Linked DNA regions of Homo sapiens: all the other regions are linked to region 1. A link is an interaction called in ENCODE POLR2A ChIA-PET data of the cell type or tissue named here. Cell type or tissue: OCI-LY7. All regions are shown on one strand. Region 1 overlaps ST6GAL1 (ST6 beta-galactoside alpha-2,6-sialyltransferase 1). Region 2 overlaps ST6GAL1 (ST6 beta-galactoside alpha-2,6-sialyltransferase 1). Region 3 holds the start of LOC124906314 (a long non-coding RNA gene). Region 4 overlaps ST6GAL1 (ST6 beta-galactoside alpha-2,6-sialyltransferase 1). Region 5 overlaps ST6GAL1 (ST6 beta-galactoside alpha-2,6-sialyltransferase 1).

Evidence for each region. Peaks named below come from ENCODE experiments on the same cell type or tissue, not always from the same donor. Only the 100,000 strongest peaks of a DNase experiment are listed, where the experiment ranks them.
Region 2: POLR2A ChIA-PET joins it to region 1 with 17 read pairs; 13 of 35 experiments call an interaction of 5 or more read pairs at or near these places.
Region 3: POLR2A ChIA-PET joins it to region 1 with 50 read pairs; 6 of 35 experiments call an interaction of 5 or more read pairs at or near these places.
Region 4: POLR2A ChIA-PET joins it to region 1 with 18 read pairs; 4 of 35 experiments call an interaction of 5 or more read pairs at or near these places.
Region 5: POLR2A ChIA-PET joins it to region 1 with 12 read pairs; 9 of 35 experiments call an interaction of 5 or more read pairs at or near these places.

The regions. Positions count from the first base shown.
Region 1 is chr3:187,063,812-187,067,811 of GRCh38, reverse strand. All of the region lies in intron 5 of ST6GAL1 (ST6 beta-galactoside alpha-2,6-sialyltransferase 1), which reads right to left. Among named protein-coding and RNA genes, the nearest start is that of RPL39L, 74 kb to the left of the region's middle. RefSeq lists a silencer at 1,002-1,051 and an enhancer at 1,999-2,178. In OCI-LY7, a CTCF peak has its summit at 953; DNase peaks (open chromatin) are centred at 961, 2,361, 2,861, 3,991 and 2 weaker places; H3K4me3 peaks cover 3,128 bases; H3K27ac peaks cover 4,000 bases.
Region 2 is chr3:187,010,064-187,014,063 of GRCh38, reverse strand. All of the region lies in intron 2 of ST6GAL1 (ST6 beta-galactoside alpha-2,6-sialyltransferase 1), which reads right to left. Among named protein-coding and RNA genes, the nearest start is that of ST6GAL1, 82 kb to the right of the region's middle. RefSeq lists an enhancer at 1,203-1,322. In OCI-LY7, no CTCF peak of the experiment used is centred here; DNase peaks (open chromatin) are centred at 523, 1,113 and 1,913; H3K4me3 peaks cover 2,671 bases; H3K27ac peaks cover 3,821 bases.
Region 3 is chr3:186,994,390-186,998,389 of GRCh38, reverse strand. The region is part of intron 2 of ST6GAL1 (ST6 beta-galactoside alpha-2,6-sialyltransferase 1); the gene reads right to left. LOC124906314 (a long non-coding RNA gene) reads left to right here and starts at 3,438. Exons shown (of 3, transcript XR_007096208.1): 1 at 3,438-4,000. RefSeq lists enhancers at 1-20, 604-713, 1,474-1,953 and silencers at 1,064-1,143, 1,775-2,069. In OCI-LY7, no CTCF peak of the experiment used is centred here; DNase peaks (open chromatin) are centred at 719, 1,125 and 1,869; H3K4me3 peaks cover 3,292 bases; H3K27ac peaks cover 4,000 bases.
Region 4 is chr3:186,987,490-186,991,489 of GRCh38, reverse strand. The region is part of intron 2 of ST6GAL1 (ST6 beta-galactoside alpha-2,6-sialyltransferase 1); the gene reads right to left. It overlaps LOC124906314 (a long non-coding RNA gene), which reads left to right. Exons shown (of 3, transcript XR_007096208.1): 2 at 3,819-3,892. Among named protein-coding and RNA genes, the nearest start is that of ST6GAL1, 59 kb to the right of the region's middle. RefSeq lists a silencer at 355-649. In OCI-LY7, a CTCF peak has its summit at 133; a DNase peak (open chromatin) is centred at 2,481; H3K4me3 peaks cover 1,750 bases; H3K27ac peaks cover 4,000 bases.
Region 5 is chr3:186,944,622-186,948,621 of GRCh38, reverse strand. The region is part of intron 1 of ST6GAL1 (ST6 beta-galactoside alpha-2,6-sialyltransferase 1); the gene reads right to left. Among named protein-coding and RNA genes, the nearest start is that of ST6GAL1, 16 kb to the right of the region's middle. In OCI-LY7, no CTCF peak of the experiment used is centred here; DNase peaks (open chromatin) are centred at 701, 1,381 and 1,771; H3K4me3 peaks cover 1,700 bases; H3K27ac peaks cover 3,814 bases.

The sequences.
Region 1 (4,000 bases):
ATGAGTTTGTGGCACAGTTAGAACCAGAGCCCAGAGGCAGGCTCCTAACAGATATTCTTTCTGCTCCAGCAGGACTACACCCATAAAACCATCAGACATTCAAATAAGCAAGCACACCATGAGGGTCAGGTCACCCTCAGTCTTCCTGTATCCAATGGAAAAACAGCCATTCACTTGAGCTACTTGAGATGAATGAGACAGTAATCCATGAAAATAGAAACAGGTGAAGATGAATGATAGTTTTATCCAGAGAAGAGAAACAGAAAGTGGCTGGGGCTGGGATCTGGTTGAGGGATAAGGGAGAAGCCAGCAAGCACTCCCCTCCTGGAACTTTACACATGGCTCTGAACTCACCCACATTAACACCATCTATATGAAGTTCAAAGATTTTCTACCAAAAAAAAAAAAAAAAAAAAAGGTTGCCTTGCCAGGTGCAGTGGCTCACACCTGTAATCCCAGCACTTTGGGAAGCTGAGGTGGGCAGATCACTTGAGGTCAGGAGTTCGAGATCACCCTGGCCAACATAGTAAAACCTCGTCTCTACTAAAAATACAAAAATTAGCCAGGCGTGGTGGCGGGCACCTGAAATCTCAGCTACTCAGAAGGCTGAGGCAGGAGAATCGCTTGAACCCCGGAGGCAGAGGTTGCAGTGAGCCAAGATCGCACCACTGCACTCCAGCCTGGGTGACAGAGACTCTGTCTCCAAAAAAAAAAAAAAAAAAAAAAAAAAGAAAGAAAGAAAGAAAAGAAGATTGCCTTAAAACTGGATGGGGAATTGGAAGCATGGGTTCCAGTCCTGCTCTGTGTCTAACTCACTCCATGGTATTAGATGGACCATGTCACATCTCCTGGCCTCAGGTGCCTTATTTAGACATAACCACCTTGTAAGGCCCTGCTGAGGGGACCAGCTGTTCCTGGAAGAATAAAGCTGTTCTCAAACGCCTGTACTTACCTGCAGGGGGAGTGTGACCTGGGTTTGGAGATCCTCTTAGGGGGCAGGGGAGGAGTTCATGCTGAGAATAAGTCATTGGCAGAGCAGCAGAGCCCTGGGGAACATCTGCCAGGAAAAGGCTACACCAGGGCATGGAGTGCTGCTGCTCAAGACACTGTTTAAAGTAACCTTCTCAGTTAGAAAGTAACAAATACTCACTGGGGACAGTTAGAAAATGCAAGAATAGAAACACACACACACACACACACACACACACACGCACGCACGCACATCTTCAGATATTACCACTGTGCATATTTTGGACTTTTTTCTTCTCAAATCTGTTTTCCCTCTGTTATAGACTGAATTGTGTGCCCCCAGAATTCCTATGTTGAAGCCCTAATCCCTAATGTGACTAATACCCTGTTTGGAAATAGGGCTGTGAGGGAGGTAATTAGGATTAAATGTGTCATGTGGTGGGGCCCTAATCCAATGGGGCCAGTGTCCTTACAACAAGAAGAGACCCGCAGAGCTCTCTCTTTCCACCACGCACAGAGGAAAAGCCATGTGAAGACACAGCCTGAAGGCATCCTTTCTCTGATTCGGAGAACTAGTGACTGAGACTGTGTCTGCTGGCCCAAATCAAGAAGCCCCAGAACTCATGATTGCCATCATGATTAAATTTTAGCTCCAATTATGATATTAATAGACTGTATGGCAGGGGTTCCATCAAAATCACCCAGCTCACCATCGCTGGTTTTAGACCCGTTGTTGATGGAAATCTCGCCCACCTCCCACCCGCCCTGCCAACCCATCCAGATACCTGTCTTTCAGTATCTTGAGAAGAAAAGTTGGAGCTTCCAGAAAGCTTTGGTGATTTAAAGTGCTGGTGGCAAACACCTAGAACCAAATCCCACCTCTGTCGCTTACTTTCTGGGCTCCTGTGAGCAACTTAAACTCTGGGAGCCTGAGTTCTGAGGTAAAATGGTGGTTGGTGGTCATACCTCACAGGGTTTGCCATGAAGATCAAATGAGAGAAGGCATGTAAGACCCTTAGATGGTATATATAATATATTTAACAAATGGCATCAACTATTATTTCAAGATAAGCCCCACTGAGTAATCTGGAAATGTCCTGGTTGCAGTCCAGTCAGTGTGGACTGTTGCTAGGCATATAGGAAGTAGGTCTTCTCTCTCCAGCTAGCACAAAAGCTTCCAAGGAAGCCACTGGGTCTTCTTGTCCCATTGTCTCCTCTCTCAGGCCCACAGGGTACAGGAGGTACTGAGTTGAGTCTCACAGAAACCTTCTTACTCTTATAGTCAAAACTGCATTTATTTAAAGACCTGTCCATTTACATATATCATTTTTCCTGTTGACTCTCATAGCCACACCTGGCACAGAAGTGTCACATGCCTGACTAGGTCTGCTGGCCTGAAACCTAACAGTATGACACCATTCTCTATAAAAAGCCACCTTCTCAATAAGAAAAGTGCCTTTTTTGTTTTGCATGCCTTCATCATGGCCAAGGGAGGGGAGCTGAACAAATGTGGGTCCAGATGGCTTTAGAAGAGAGCTGCTAAAGCCAGGCGCAGTGGCTCATGCCTGTAATCCCAGCACTTTGGGAGGCTGAGGCAGGTGGATCACCTGAGGTCAGGAGTTTGAGACTAGTCTGGCAAACATGGCAAAACCCTGTCTCTACTAAAAATACAAAAAATTAGCTGGGCATGGTGGTGCATGCCTGTAATCTCAGCTACTTGGGAGACCGAGGCAGGGGAATCACTTGAACCCAGGAGGCAGAGCAGGGAGCCGAGAGTGCACCACTGCACTCCAGCCTGAGCGCAAGAGCAAAACTCTGTCTCAAAAAAAAAAAAAAAGAAAAAGAAGAGAGCTGCTGTCAGGAGACCTCTCCGTCTGGGAAAAGAACAAGCCACTCAGAGGCAGAATTCTACCAAAGCAACAGCTATTCTCTCAGTGACTTCTGGGTGCCAGATGTTCTCCTTGTGGAGTGGGGGTGGGGACCCCGTTTACTAATCCACAGAAACAGACACAAAATAGTTAGGATAACTGACCAGGACAAAAGATAGAGAAGACAGACCACCAGCTTTTTAGGATATCAAGGTAAGAAAGGGCAATGATAGAAAGTGTCCATCACAGTTCAGTACCACCACAAGTGCTGTCATGGAGCGGCCAGGACTCGAGTACGAAAGGAACAGCCAGATACTTAGTGTTGCTTACAGGAGGTGAGAAAAGAGAGCTGACTTGCCTAAGAAGCAGCAGGAAAGGCTCTCTTGAGGGTGGGTAGTGTATCCCGGGAAGTGGGCCACCTTCCTCGCAGCCCTGGCACAATGGTGCACAGAGATCTAGAAGTGTAATGGGAAAAAAATCTGCTTCAGTAGAAAGCCATGCATTTTCTGAGCACACTCTTCCTCCCTGTCAGATTCTGATTCCACGGGAGCTATTTCGCAACCCTTTGTGAATTGTAGGCAACTAATACATGTGCCTACTGGGCAGGATGCTGCCCAGGAGAGTTTCAATTGATTTCTCCCCTCCCCCTGCCTTATCTCACAGAAAAACTAGTTCAACTCCTTTACTCCAAATTTGTGTTGCTTTGACTTTTCCTTTGAACCAGTTGTAATATCTGCCTGGTTCCATCATACGAGTAAAATAAAATCTTCATGATGAATTCATTTTTAATATCTGTATGAGAGTCATCATCTTACCTTTTTTTCCCTAAAAATTATCCTTTAACAGAAGTTTTGCCTCCCTTCTGCTAGATGCCTCTCAAGTGGTCTCAAGCTGACTCACCTTCCCTGTTGGGATTTGGGAAGGTGGAGTCATTCGCAAACAGGCAGAGGCAGACATTCAGGTTTCAGTAGTGCCCATCGCTACTATTTACAAAGCACTTGCTGCATACCAGCCTCTGGGTGACATGCTCCACACATAGTAACTCCTTTGATCCTAAAAAAAAACCCTGGATAGTAACTATTCATATTTCTGTGTTACAAGTAAGGGAAATGAGGCTCAGAAAGGTAAAGTAAAGCAACTTGCTGAAGTCACTCACACAGGAA
Region 2 (4,000 bases), 54 kb after region 1:
TACCTGCCAGGAAGCAGGGGAGGAGGGTCAGAAGGCTGAGGCCCGGCTTGACCGCTGTTGGGTGTGAAAAGTCTTCATTTTCAAGGATGAGATGAAATTTTCCGGAGTGTCATGAATCAGTATTTATCTTTGGCTAAACACGAGACCTTGATGTTCATCTCAACAAAACCAGTATTTGCGGCCGGGTGCGGTGGCTCATGCCTGTAATCCCAGCACGTTGGGAGGCCAAGGTGGGAGGATCACCTGAGGTCGGGAGTCAGAGACCAGCCTGGCCAACATGGTCAAACCCCGTCTCTACTAAAAATACAAAAATTAGTCAGGCGTGGTGGCGCACATCTGTAATCCCAGCTACTCAGGAGGCTGAGGCACGAGAATAGCTTGAACCCAGGAGGTGGAAGTCGCAGTGAGCTGAGATTGCATCACTGCACTCCAGCCTGGGTGACAGAGGGTGACCCTGTCTCAAAAACAAAAACAAAACAAAACAATAGTTGCCACTTTTAGTGTTAGCTATTTCAAACACTGCTCCACAGCAAAGAGAATAGGAACGTGGGACCCTCGTGGGAGGCAGGGTCAAGGGTGTGTCACTGTGAAGACTGAACTAATAGAAAAAGCCTGAAACCAGGGCACAGATGTGAGGTCCTCCAGCTCTCCAACCAAATCACTGTGTGTCCTCAGAAAAGTCACTTATCTTCTCTGAGTCTCTGTTTCCTCATGTGAAAAAAGGGCTTAATAGTCCCTATTTCACAGAGTTATGGGAAAGCACAGGGGAAGTAATAGATGGGAGAAGGCTTTAAACTGTGCAGAGGAAATGTTTGTTATTTTAAGTCTCTCCAGACAGTGCTGTTATTTCATCACTTCTATAGAGCCATAAGAAATAAGGCTTACAGATTAAGTCAGCTCCCATTTTAAAGAGGAAAAAGAAACAGTGTTCAAGAAACACTTAAGACGCTAAAGGTCTCCTCCATTATGAATTGAAGTCTTCGTGACTGGTACAGAATCATTTTTGTGTGATCATCAAGATGAAAACACAACATTGTTAAATTCTCCCTGAGCCCTTCCACCTCACCCCTGCCAGCCCTCTGCAGCCCCTGCCTGGTGGAGAAGATTTGCTTTCATTTCCACAGAGCAGGTGCTCACGGCCTGACATAGGAAACGCTGGTAGACCCGACGACTCACAGTGAAGCCTGCTGACTTCCCTGGATTTCCCCTCCATTTGGAAAACAGGCCAAACTCACCGCACCTCCCACCCTCATGCTTAGACCTCTTGCACTGAATGTGCTCAGGGGAAGAAAACAGGAAATCACTGAGATGGTCCCAGAGAGAAATCACAGGCAGGCTGGCAGCCCTACGGCCTGGCACCCAGTCTTGATTTCAGGAGAAATGGCTCTGTGCCCGATCAGCAGCACCCTTGCTCAGGACTGAGAGAGTGTGGTGGGGTTTTCTGGCCTCATCTGTTAGCCTGGGCCCAGAAGCACTAATTGCTTGGTGTTCAAATAACCTTAAAAAGTGCAGCTGGGCGAGGTGGCTCTTGCCTGTAATCCCAGCACTTTGGGAGGCTGAGGTGGATGGATCACAAGGTCAGGAGTTCAAGACCAGCCTGACCAATATTGAAACCCCGTCTGTACTGGAAATATAAAAATGAGCTGGGTATGGTGGCGCACGCCTGTTATCCCAGCTACTCAGGAGGCTGAGGCAGGAGAATCACTTGAACCTGGGGGGCGGAGCTTGCAGTGAGCCGAGATCGTGCCACTGCACTCCAGCCTGGGAGACAGAGCAGGACCCTGTCTCAAAAAAAGAAAAAAAAAATGAAAAAAAATGCAGTAAATACAGACAAAGCACTCCCGCTTCTCTCTTGGTCTGCGAGCAGACAGTTTATTGAGAGCCACAGTTCCCGTTTCTGTTTTGGCTGCTCTCAACCTTCTGAAAGAGGTGGCAGATGTGTAGCAAGAGCACGACTAACATAGATGACCGGAGCCTGGGCAAACAGTGAGTGGGGAGGAAGATGTGAGTCCTGGGGAAAGGGCAATAAATTGAGGCAGAGACCATAGCTTGGCTAGGTTGCCCTGGAAAGAGAGCGTTCCAGGTCTGAATCCTGCTCCAGAGAGTAAGATGAGACAATGTCAAACAAACCCTCCCGAAATTCAACCCAGTCCTCCGAATCAAGTACTGCAAGGTGCATTTCCACTGAATCAAATAAATACCATTAGCAATTTGAATTAGTTCCCTAAGATGACCCAATTCCCTAACATGAATTTCCTGGCCTGTGATAGCTGCCTTCATGCCCAGCAGGGCATGGAAGATACAGAAATAAAATTTTACAGAAATAAAATAGGTAAAAAAGTTAAAAGGATAAATGGTTACAGGAGCCTGGAAGAATAAAAGGTAAAGAATTAATGACGCAGATACCAGCAGCAGTTCCTGCAAGGGGCCTTCCCTGTGTGAAGGAACCCAGCTCTGAGCTCCTTGCCGCCTCTGAAAAAGAGCAGGAGGTTGTTTCACATCCTGAGCCTCAGCTTCCCAAGGACAACAAAAGCTACCATTTTCAGAATGACCATTGCACCCCAGGCATTTTCTCTATAAATGTCTATTACTTCACAGTTCATGATTGCACTGATTTCTTCAGTAAAAAATCTGAGGGTCAGAAAAATAAAGGTACAAAATCAGTAACTAGTAAGTTGTAGAGCCAGGATTTGAATCTGGGATCTGTCTGTGTTTGCCTCTCATCTTCAAAGTGAAGAACGAGGAAGAGAAAATAAATCCTTTTTCTCCGGGCACGGTGGCTCACGCCTGTAATCCCAGCACTTTGGGAGGCCGAAGTGGGCGGATCACTTGAGGTCAGTAGTTCGAGACCGGCCTGGCCAACATGGTGAAACCCTATCCCTACTAAAAATACAAAAATTTGCCGGGCATGGTGGCATATGCCTGTAATCCCAGCTACTCAGGAGGCTGAGGCAAGCGAATCACTTGAACCTGGGAAGCAGAGGTCACACTGTTGTACTTGACCAAGTTAGAGAAAACGCCACACTTTGAGACGAATTAAGAGTCTGTTTATTTAGCCGGCGGCCAAGAGACAGCTAACGCTCAAAGTTCTCTCGGCCCCGAAGAAGGGGCTAGATTTTCTTTTATACTTTGGTTTAGAAAGGGGAGGGGGGTCTAGTTAAAACAATTTTACAGAAATAAAATAGGTAAAAAAGTTAAAAGGATGAATGGTTACAGGAAAGTAAACAGTTCCAGGTGCAGGGGCTTTAAGACTATTACAAGGTGATAGACGCGGGGCTTTGGGCGTTATCAATCAGACTAATTCCTGGGAATTGCAGATATTGCTCGCCACAGTATCTTATCAGTTAACTGCATTCTTGGATGTGCTGGGAGTCAGCTTGCACAAGTTAAGTCCCTGAGGAAGGGGCTGCCAGTGAAAGAGCCAAGATGGAGTCTGTCTGGCTCTCTTAGCTAAGGGAGAGTCAATTCAGGTGGAAACAAGGCTAGGTGATTAAAGGAAAAGGGAGAGTCTAAAAACAGGGTTAGTAAAAACAAGGTTGGGCATTACACCACCACTGCACTCCAGCCTGGACAACTCCATCTCAAAAAATAAATAAATCATTTTTCTTCTACTCTTGTCTCTGCCTCCTCCCTAAACGGGTGGGAACCAATTCAGTGACAGGCTGGGGATTCAATGTCACTGGAAATAAAAGAAATTCAATTAAAATAATAACATACACTTTCCCCCACCAAATTAATAGACTAAAAAATTACAATAGAGCTGACAAGGTCACTTTTAAGTAACTCATGGAAAAATAACATGGAACGTCTTCTCTGAAGGACAATTTGATTAAATATATCAAAGCATTAAAAATGACCATTCTCTTTTAACCCAGTAATTCCATCTCAAAAAAAGAAGTATTCAGAGAAGCAAAGACTGCAGTTTTATGTCAGCCCATGAATAACCTGAAATAACCTCAATTCCCAAGAGGACAATTTAACTTGTCCTCTTCCTTTAAAG
Region 3 (4,000 bases), 69 kb after region 1:
CTTTATTACAAGAATACAGTATATAAAACACATAACATATAAAATATGTGTTCATCAGTTTTTTATGTTATCAGTAAGGCTTCTGGTTAACAGGATATTCGTATTAAGTTTAGGGACCGTCAAAAGTTATACGTGGATTTTCTTTCTTTTTCTTATTTTTCAGAGTCTACTTTCAGAAAATATACATGGACTTTCAACTGCACAGGGAGCTAGTGCCCTTAACCCCTGTGTAGTTCTATGTTGTTTAAATTAATTTCATCTGTTTCTTTTTACTTCCCGTATTTTTTAAACAATTAAATTTTATAAAAATAACAATAGAGACAGGGTGTTGCCCAGGCTGGTCTCTAACTCCTGGGCTCAAGTGATCCTCCTGCCTCAGCTTCCCAAAGTGCTGGAATTATAGGCACGAGCCACCATGCCCGGCCTCTTTTTGCTTTTTTAATGTGTCTATTACAAATCTGAAAACTACGTATGCAGCCCACACTTGTGGCTTGCTTTCTATTTCCATTAGATAGCACTGGCTGAGAACACAGTTCTGCACAATGTTAGTTCTTTATTTCTCCGTCCCCACTCACCAGTCAGCATTGTCTCAATATGGTCAGCACTGTCTAAAATCTTTTTTTTTTTTTCTTTTTGAGACAGAGTCTCACTCTGTCCTAGGCTGGAGCGCAATGATTCCGTTGCGGCTCACTGCAGCCTCGATCTCGCAGGCTCAAGTGATCCTCTCGCCTCAGCCTCCTGAGTAGCCGTGACTACTGGTGTGTGCTACCACACCTGGCTATTTTTTTTTATTTTTTGTAAAGACAGGGTCTTACTATGTTGCCCAGGCTGGGCTCAAACTCCTGGACTCAAGCAATCCTCCCACCTCAGCCTCTCAAAATGTTGGGAGGCATGAGCCACCGTGGCCAGCATAAAACCCTTAATCTTTAGGCTGGGTGAGTTCCTTCTCCTTTCCAGGCCTCAGTTTACCATCCTGAGACAGATGATGAAGAGCAGAATAGGAACTAGGCTTAGAAGACTGGGCTCCAGCCCTGATTCCACCATTACTAACTAGATGACCTTTAGCATGTCATTTCATCCCTCTGAGTGACAGTTTTGTCACTTACAAAACAGGGGGTGACACCCTGGTCATTGCATGAGATAACACGTATGACAGTGCTTGATAAATGCAAAGGACTATAGAGGTCAGGAGGAAGTAGCGTAACGTGCCCAGTGAGGAGGTTGGGCAGTCCTGCCTGCCTCCTCTGATAGTCCATGCCTCCCATATTATATTATTACTTAACTATTTTCCATGTCTCATGTCTCTAAAAACAAATCTCCCCAAGAATACATTTCTTCCTTCCCACCTGCCCGCCTCCAACACAGCCAAAGCACAGTGTACAGACAGAACCCCTCAAACCACCACACAGACCAAGTGTGCTGTGTGAGGTGGTCATGAACAAGCTCAAAGTGGAGATGGCCTTGGAAACAAACTGGCAATACAAGGTGGAAAGTGCAGGATACCAGTGTAGCAGGGACCCAAGCAGAGAGGGGCAAGAAGCGGGGGACACGTATGTAGTGGCCAACAGGAAGGACTCTAGAGTGCAGACATTTGCAAAACAGGAGAGCAGAAAGGTGTGCATGAGCCTGGAATTCTATAGCACGTCATGCAAAGAAAACATCAGGGTATGATGTACAGTGGGCCACCTATGAGATGAGCCCTGTCACCAGAGATACCTGGTTGGTAGGTCCTTCCACAGATGGAACGTCGTTGCCTTCTTGCCTTTGCTACTTCAGGTTCTCCAGCTCACCCATGATCCACTCAAGCAGGTGTGCCGTAAGTTCTTGGAGCTTAAGTACCACCTGCAGCAAATGCGTAACCCTCCGCTATTTGCACAGAGGCTTGTGAGAGAAGAAGCTCCTGTCTCACAGTATGCTGTTCCTATTTTTAGCCAGGAAACAACTCCTAACCACCTACACTCTATCTACCCCCTTCCAAGGCCACAAAGCATGAAAAGCACAAAGCTATGCCATCATGTAGGTAACAGAGCAGGCTTTTCTACATCATAACATGTTTCTTCCTAATTCCAAAATAAGATCCGGATTATTTCTAGTTAAGCTAAGCTGCAAACTCTTACTGTATCAAAAACACAATTGTCTATCTGAGTGGCCCAGGAAAAGCAAATACACAGAGTTTCTTGGGTGAAGATCTGAAGTCAAGGCTTCTACAGCTGACTAGTCCTTCAAATATTACTGCTATTCAATATACTGGTCCTTCAAATAGACTCTGTATTCAAATATTTAAAGAGAATAAAAGAATCTCAAATATCATATTTTTATTTAAAAAGACAAATGATCAGGAAGCAGGTGTTTGTGAGAGGAATGGTACATGCGATGGGAGTAAACACGCACCGATAATATGGCCACTGCACCTGTGGGCCTGTGTCTACCTATACAGAGACAGGGCAGCCACACACCTCACCCAAAGATTATATTTCAAATCAGTGTCCCCGCCCGTGGGAAGTTATTGATTAAAAGCATTTATTAAACAATCTTTTTTTTTTCTCAAGACAGAGTCTCAATCTGTCACCCAAGCTGGAGCACAGTGGCACAATCTCGGCTCACTGCAGCCTCTGCCTCCCGGGCTCAAGCTATTCTCCTGCCTCAGCCTCCCCAGTAGCTGGGATTACAGGCATAAGCCACCATACCCGGCTAATTTTTGTATGTTTAGTAGAGATGGGGTCTCGCCATGTTGGCCAGGTTGGTCTCGAACTCCTGACCTCAGGTGATCCACCCACCTCAGCCTCCCAAAGTGCTAGGATTACAGGAGTGAGCCGCCACCATGCACAGCCTGCATTTTAACAATTTCTTTATTTTTTTTTTATTTTATTATTATTTTTTTTTTGAGATGGTGTCTCACTCTGTCACCCAGGCTGGAGTGCAGTGGCGCAATCTTGGCTCACTGCAAGCTCCACCTCCCGGGTCCAAGCAATTCTCCTGCCTCAGCCTCCCAAGTAGCTGGGACCACAGGTACATGCCACCACACCCAGCTAATTTTTGATTTTTAGTAGAGTCGGGGCTTCACCATGTTGGCCAGGATGGTCTCAATCTCCTGACCTCATGATCCGCCTTCCTAGGCCTCCCAAAGTGCTGGGATTACAGGCGTGAGCCACCATGCCTGGCCCATTTTAACAATCTTAAAGGTCTTATCAATCTATTGCACTTGGATTTTATCTGGATCCTAATTTGAATACACAAACTATTTTAAAACTATACACACCCATATCTATATACATACACTCAAACACTAATATATACACATACACACATATATATATAATAATTGAGGAAAATTGAATATTGACTCCATATCTGGTATTAAGGAATACTTACTTACTTACTTATTTGAATGTGATAATAGTATCTTGTAGTTTTTATTTTTAAAGGGTCTCTTTTTTTTTTGTTTTTGAGAGGGAGTCTCACTCTGCTGCTCAGGCTGGAGTGTGCAGTGGCGTGATCTTGGCTCACTACAACCTCCGCCTCCTGGGTTCAAGCGATTCCCCTGCCTCAGCTTCCTAAGTAGCTGAGATTACAGGCGCCCACCATGCCTGGCTAAATTTTGTGTTTTTAGTAGAAACGGAGTTTCATCATGTTGGCCAGGCTGGTCTCAAACTCCTTGGCCGCCTTGGCCACCCAAAGTGCTGAGATTACAGGTGTGAGTCACTGCGCCCCGGCCTATTTTTAAAGGGTCTCTATCTTTTAAATATACATACTGAAATATCTACAGCAAAAATGAAAAAATAAACAGCTGAATTTGAAGTCAGTTAAAATAACATCTTATTTTGTATGACTATTCATGTGCAGTAAATGAAAGTTAAACAAACAAAAAGTCCCCCCACTTTGAATCACCTATGAAATACAGAATATATGGTCTGTTTATACAGCCCTGAACACTCATATAAAATTCACTCAGTGAATCTAACACAGCTGTGTTAGACTCCAGCCCTGAAAGGGATCAGGA
Region 4 (4,000 bases), 76 kb after region 1:
AGGTCATTTAGTATCAGGAGCCAAAGCCTCCCTGATCCCCAGTGTGAGTTAGGAACCCTTCCCTGTGCTCCCACAGCACCCTGTACAGACCCCAAGACAGCGCCCCTCACAGTTTCTATGTCCGTTTCCTCTATTAGGGCATGACCTTTCAGAGAATTAGCAACCATCCTAGCCTTCTCTGAAGCCCAGGCACCTACCACACCGCTAGGCCCAGGTTAGGTCCTAAGAAATGCCTTTTGTATGCCCTGAACAAATGAATCATGAATGAGGCATCTCTGGGAGAACCACACTCCACCCAAGGGAAAATAAATACCTGGCCTGGCTGAAAAGTCAAATCACAGCAAGTCCAAAAGAAGGCAACTAGCCAGGTGCTATCTGTCTCTCCCACATCATAAAAGAAATGCTTCAGTGGAAAAATCCTGACCACATGAGAAAAAGAAAAAAGTCAGTTAGCTACCACCAAGCACAAAGGGTAGAAGCCTGGCAAGCTGATTCACGCCAATACTGTGAAACCCGGCCCAGCGGTCTGCAGACAGCCTGGAAGCAGGGGTGGAGGAGGTGGGGAGGCGGACAAGCATGAGAGGGAGTGAGGAGAACTTACTGGAACAAGCATCTAGGTCAGCTGCTCCTGGGTAATGCCAGAAGCTGGTTTATATCCTTTTTTTTTTTCTTTTTTGAGATGAAGTTTTGCTCTTGTTGACCAGGCCGGAGCGCAATGGTACGATCTCGGCTCACTGCAACCTCTGCCTCCCGGGTTCAAGCGATTCTCCTGCTTTCTACCTCCTGCTTTATTTTCTTTATTGAAATTTTTTAGAGGAAATCAAAAAAAAAAAAAAAAAGAACATCCTGTAGGAAGGGATTGGTCTAAGAGGGAGGGATGGGAGAAGGCGGCTGGGGTTGAGGTGAGGTAGAGAACTCTCCTCAGCCCCAGCCAAGGAATTCTTCACACCAAGTAGCTACCCACAGATGACTGAATATAGTCATCAAGTCTATCAATAGTCTATGCCTATCATCACAAATATTAACACCATGGACTGAACATGAACACATGCTAGTGCTGTGCTGCTGGGCAGTTTCTCTCGCTCTAATGATCATTAAGAATCTGGCAGGTGGAAATGAGTCACCTGCATTCAATAGATAGAGATGAGAAGCTTTAGGCCAAGCTTGGTGGCTCACACCTGTAATCCCAGCAATTTGGGAGGCCAAGGCGGGCAGATCACTTGAGGTCAGGAGTTCGAGACCAGCCTGGCCAATATGGTGAAACCCTGTCTCTACTGAAAATACAAAAATTAGCCAGGCATGGTGGAATGTGCCTGTAATCCCAGCCACTGGGGAGGCCAAGGCAGGAGAATCGCTTGAACCTGGGAAGCACAGGTTGCAGTGAGCTAAGATCGCACCACTGCACTCCAGCCAGGGCGACAGAGCAAGACGCAGTCAAGAACTAAGCCACTTGCCCAAGGTCATGGAGCTGGTACAGAGCTAGGATTCAAACCAACTCATCTAACTCCAAAGCTTGTGGCTACAGCACCCAGAGGAAAGACTGCCCCTACAGATAAGGGTGGATAAGGAAGGGTTCCTGTGAAGTAAGAGTGTTGACCGGGACCTTGCTGGAGCAGTGCTGGAAGGACATCCAGGAGGTCCACAGGGTCCCTGAGATCCCTTGGGAGAAGACATGCAAAATCAAATGCCCTCAGTTATTCTGCTATTTTTCAAATAGTAAATGCTACCTGGTGGGCACCTTGGAATACTAATTATCTTACATAAACTCAAATTGATATGTTCTCTATGCTGACAGCAAGTCAAATACACAAAGCTTTTAATCATTAGCTTTGCATCCAAAGCTCAAGCTTTCTGCCAGCTCCCACTAGCCTGCCAACAATGTTATCCAGGTTCCCTCGAACATGGTGCATAGGGCTTCATGCTCTGTGAGGTCTAGCAACACACCATCACAGCTAGAAAAGATCTTAGTGGACATCAGCCCAATCCTCTATCTGATGAATAAAAATCCCCCACTCAGTAGCAACAAAAAGTGGCCAGCCAGCATCTACTTCCACATCTGTAATAATGACAACCCTTCTTTCAAGACAGCCTGTCTGCAGAGAGCAAAATATTAATTAAGAAATGTTTTTATACGTTGGACTGAACTCTTCCCCATTCCCCTAAGTATCCATTTCCTGGTTCTAACAAACGTCTGTTCTTTTTTCCAAAAAACAACCTTTTAAGACTATGGCACTCTTCTAAACCTTCTCTTTTTCAAGCTAAATAGTCTCAGTCTTTGAATCATTCTTTAGATAATATGGTTTCTGAATCTCCTAACTTTTCTGTTTATTGTCCTCTGGGCCTATTTCCATTTGCCCCCCTCACTCTTAAAAGAATGACAATAAGCTCAGTTCCAGGTGTGACCCAATTACTGTAAAACAAGAGGAATGACTACACCTCTACGATGCAAATACTGAAAGTTTCTGGTTAGTTTTTAGTAGCTTCATGTTAATGATTCTCACTTAGTTGAAATCAGGTGCACTAGCCTTTTTTTGTTTTGTTTGGTTTGGTTTGGTTTGGTTTTTTGTTTTGACACAGGGTCTGGCTCTGGCTCTGTCGCCCAGGCTGAAGTGCAGTGGTGTGATCTCAGCTCACTGCAACCTCCACCTCTCGGACTCAAGCCATCCTTCCACCTTAGCCTCCCTAGTAGCTGGGAATACAGGCACACACCACCACCTCCAGCTAATTTTTGTAATTTTTGTAGAGATGGGATTTCACTATGTTGCCCAGGCTGGTCTCGAACTTCTGACCTCAAGTGATTCCCCCCACCTCAGCCTCCCAAAGTGCTGGGATTACAGAGTGTGAGCAACTGATAACCTCACTAACTTTTCTTACAAGTCCTAATCCTTAACCCCACCACCACCCGCCCCCACCACCACCCCCCCACCCCAAAACACACACACAGCCTGGCTTAACCATTGGTATTTGGAGCCTACAGCTAGGTCTTTACATTTATATTGGTGCAGCCTGTCTTTCCTCACTCAGTCCTTCCTGTAAGCTGTTAAATTTATAGGGAATCTCGATTCTGGCATATACAATAGCTTCTACCCCTCTCAGCTTCAAATTTTCCGTCAGTGTGATCAACAAGCCCTTTATGTGTTAATCTAAATCACAGGTTAGAGCTGAGGAAGCATTATCCCCATGACCAACACAAATTAGCACCCGTTAGAGACACTTCCAGAAGCCCTACGTGTAAACCAACTGAACCATCATCCAGTCCACATTTACCATGTCGTCTATGAGAACAGAAATCCTGTTACTGAGGATACAAAGATGTTCACTGTCTAATCGAAGAGTTTTAAGTTAATTACCACCACAACCAATGTCAATTAAAGTGTATGCTTCTGTATCATACAAAAATGCCTGACCACTGAGGAGATACTTGGGATGGTCTTTAACATATAGGCTATATGGCCATATATAAATTTTACTGTGCCGACACCACAAACAGGAACTAAAGCAGAGGTATGAGAAGCTAGGCATGACTGCCAACTGGAAAAGAGGTTACCTTACACCATGGGATATTATGCATACAGAAAAACTAAAGTGCTTTTAAATACGAGCCCCAATAACTCTGTGTCTCAAGTTCTAGCATAAGAAGCAGCAGCAGAAACATATTTATTTAATGATAATAATAATTCCCTTAAATATCATAGTTATCACTTGTTGAGTACTACCATGTGCTATGCATTTTCCATAGGTCAACTCAGTTACTGCCTGATACAGTTGGTTTATAATTATTCCTTTTGAAAATTTAAATTTTATTTCTCTCCCCCTAGGTTTCTCCCATCTCCGTAAGATCTTGAGGACCTTCAACAGCACTTCAGCAAAAAACATTTTCAGGTTTCCTCAGGTAATTCGTTCAACCAACCAACCATCCCTTAGATAAATAAATATTTCTCAAATTCTCCTAAGAATAAGACACTATGCTGGGTGCTGGGGAATCTGGCTGACTTTAAGC
Region 5 (4,000 bases), 120 kb after region 1:
AGCGATATGGAATAGCCTGGGTCTCTCTCCAACGACCACATACACACACAGACACACACACACACACACACACACACACACACACACACACACTAGAGTTTCTGAACCCCCAAGAGCATACCAGGCCCCAGCCCACACCCTACAACCATCCTGATCCTTCCCGGAGCAAACGTCAGGTGCCTCCAGCCACACTAGCTCAGAGCAGAGGTCTGGCTGCCCGCCCAGTTTGATAAGTGTTGTCAGAAGCCCAATTTCTTTGAGGTCAGGGCCTTGCTTTGTCCTCATCGGTACTTCTGGAGAATAAAGCTGGCCACCGAAGTCCCCTGACAACCCTATCCTTCCTGGTCCCTCTTTCAGACCACTGGCGTCTACCAGACATGGCAGGGCCTGCCGGCGTGGCAGCTCCAACATTCATTCCTGTAGCTTGGCACGTCTGGAACAGCCTCCTCCACCCTCACCAAGCTGTTGACAGCCATCCCGACGCAACTCTGGCCCAGAAATTCCCCAGCAACCAGGAAGGCAGGCAAGAGCGGATTCTCACCCAGGCAGGGAGAGAGCCAGACACACTCCCTGCCTCCTCCCTCCCTCACTCTCTGCTGCCTTTCATTACAGCCTCCAGCTGGTTAACTGAGTCAGGGAAGCAGTTTCTTGCCTGTTGACCAGGTTGTTTGTGTCAACCCTGTAGGGGCTGTGTCTATGACTGTGAACATTTTCACAGACACCTGTGGGTGCTTGAACAGATGTATGCTCTCAGCAGAGCAAGGGGTGTGTCCGCAATAACAAACCCTTCTGTGTGCCTCTTTCAAACTGTCTCATCCTTAACGTCTATGATCTAATTTGAACATAAAAACTAATCTCAGGCTAGGCAGTGGCACAATTATTATCCCCTTCTATAGGCAAGGAAATTAGGGTTCTGATTAAGTAGCCTGGGGCCACACGGCTGCTGGATGGTGGAGTCTGGACCATCATGTAGGCTCTTATATTTACCTAAAAATTTACCTACAAAATTTACATCTAAACCATGTTTTATTTTATAGGTAAATGTAAATAATAATAAATACCAATCTAAACATAAACGTAAATGTATAAAATAGACTTACTTATAAAATATTTACCTATACAATTATTTTTACATTTTGTGTTTCATAAAGGTGGCTGATTCCGGTCTCTGTGCACCACAAATCATAGCACAATAGAAAAACCATGGGCATGGCTGTGCAGGCAGCACAGGGAGCTCAAATCAGTCTCACCACCATGCGCCTCTGGGCAGATAAACATCACTATTTTTTAATGCTCACCTTCTCTGTACCATTGCACTTTTCGTGTATGTGCTGCTGAAGCAAGCACAGATCTCTCACCCTTAACTTCAGTTCCCTCATGTGTACAGTAGAGATAATTGTACCTGTGCTATAGGGTTGTTGGGCAACCTAGAGATATCTACGTGTAGTATCTAGTGTGCTGTGCACACTGTATTAACAGCAGCCATGTTTTCCTTCATCCTTGCTTCTCCAACCACGAACCACCAACAAACTGCTCCCAGTAACCCCAGACATGCCAACGCCCCTTCATCCCCAGGCCTGTGTTCCTGCTGCCCCCAGGCCAGAAAGGTCCTTTCTCCCATTCTCCACCTATCAAAACTCCATCGGTCTCCTGGGTGAAACCTTTTCCATTGTCGTGTGGGCCCCAATCCCCAGCTGTCCATCTGATTGATAACGTATTTTGTTCTGCCTAGAGTGAGGTGTTTGCATAACTGACTCTCAAATCCCCCACAGTGTTCATCCATCTGTATCTCCGTTCCCACTCTTCACTCCCCAGGAACCAGTTTTTAATGGTGCCTTTCAGAATAGCTTCAGTGGTCTGATTTAAGTAAGACTAGTTCATTATTTATAAAATGTCAATCAATATGCAAAACTATATAGAGCTAAAAATCACCCAAGAGCCCTCTATCCAGGAAAAAATAAATGAATTAGTATCATTCCTCAAGTCTCTATATCTGTATATGGATAGAAGTGTGAAAGATGGAAGAAAGCATGCGTGAAAGGATAGATGGGGATTGCTTTACACAATAGCTGTTTTGGGTCAGGAGCAGTGGCTCAGACCTGTAATCCCAACACTTTCGGAGGCCGGCGGGAGGATCACTTGAACCCGGGAGATCGAGTCTACAGTGAGCAGTGACCGCGCCACTGCACTCCAGCCTAGGTGACAGAATGAGACACTGTCTCAAAAAATAATAATAATAAGTTTTTTAAAAGTAAAATAAAATAGCTAATTTTATTATTTTATTTTATAAGGAAAAGGAACACTTTTTTTTTTTGAAATGGAATCTCACTCTGTCGCCCAGGCTAGAGTGGCACGACCTCAGCTCACTGCAACCTCCGCTTCCTGGGTTCAAGCCACTCTTCTGCCTCAGCCCCACCGAGCAGCCGAGATTACAGGCGCCCGCCACCATGCCCAGTACAAAATAATTTTTGTATTTTTCGTAGAGACGGGGTTTCACCATGTTGGTTAGGCTGGGCTCGAACTCCTGACCTCAGGTGATCCACCCGCTTGGCCTCCCAAAGTGCTGGGATTACAGGCATGAGCCACCGCGCCCGGCCAGAAAAGGTACCCTTCTTTTTTTTTTTTTTTTTTTTGACGGAGTCTTGCTCTGTCACCCAAGCTGGAGTGCAGTGGCGCGATCTCGGCTCACTGCAAGCTCCGCCTCCCAGGTTCACACCATTCTCCTGCCTCAGCCTCCCAAGTAGCTGAGACTGCAGGTGCCCACCACCACGCCTGGCTAATTTTTTTGTATTTTTTTTTGGTAGAGACAGGGTTTCACTGTGTTAGCCAGGATGGTCTCGATCTCCTGATCTCGTGATCCACCCGCCTTGGCCTCCCAAAGTGCTGAGATTACAGGCATGAGCCACCGTGCCCAGCCGGAAAAGGTACACTTCTAATTAAAGTTAGCACTTAACATCTCCTCACGTCTCCCCTAACCCCCTATTTCTGGTATATTCTTTCTACTTCCTCACATTCTGTTCCTTAGTCCTCACTGCCCATCCCTGCCCCTGCTTAGCTTTGCTTCTCTATTTGAACGGATTAAGAGTTCACCAATTGACCTTCCACTATGCCTTCTAAGTATGTTTGTCGATTAATCTTTTTCTTCCTCAAGTGGGTTTCCTGAGAAGGCCTCTTCAGTGCTAGATTCCCTAAATTCTTGCAAGTGTGAGGATGTCTGCCTGACATACTTGCAAAGTAATTTGAGTGTAAAATTCTTCAGTCCCATTGCCTTTGCCCCAGAACTCTGTAAACAATTTTTTTTTTTTTTTTTTAAATAGAGACAGGGTCTTGCTCTTTCACCCAGCCCAGAGCACAGTGGCACAATCATAGCTCACTGCAGCCCCGAGCTCCTGGGCAAGGGATCCTCCCACATCAGTCTTCCAAGTAGCTAGGACTACAGGCATGCACTACCACACCCAGCTGATGATTTTCATTAGGGTCTCGCTATGTTGCCCAAGCTGGTCTCAAACTTCTGGCCTCAAGCGATCCGCAGGCTTCTGCCTCCCAAAGTGCTAGGATTTTAGGCATGAGCCACCTCACCTGGCCTCTGTAAACCTGTTCAGTCATGTCTGAGACCAACATGACTTCCCTTAAAGCAGATACTAGTTGATCCCAATATCCAGGTTTTCCTTTCAGTAGTAGAAAGCTTTCCCCAAAACTGAGTTTTAAGAAGGCATATGGCCTCTCAGCTGGAGACTTTTTCCCAGAGTTACTTACAGCCAGGTGTGTCTATCTATGTGACTAAGTCTTGGCCAATGGAATATGAGCAAAAGCGACGAGTGCCTCCGCAGACTCTCCAATTACCCTTTTGAAGGCCCACCTTTGTATGATCTTTAGATCTCTGATTTAAGTGCGTTATCTTTTTTCTCAGCATAGGCTGTGATTTTCCTCAAGCCTTCCTTCTCTGTTAGCAATTTCATTTTCAACAGATTCTGTTATGTTTCCTGGTAACTTTTTCTGT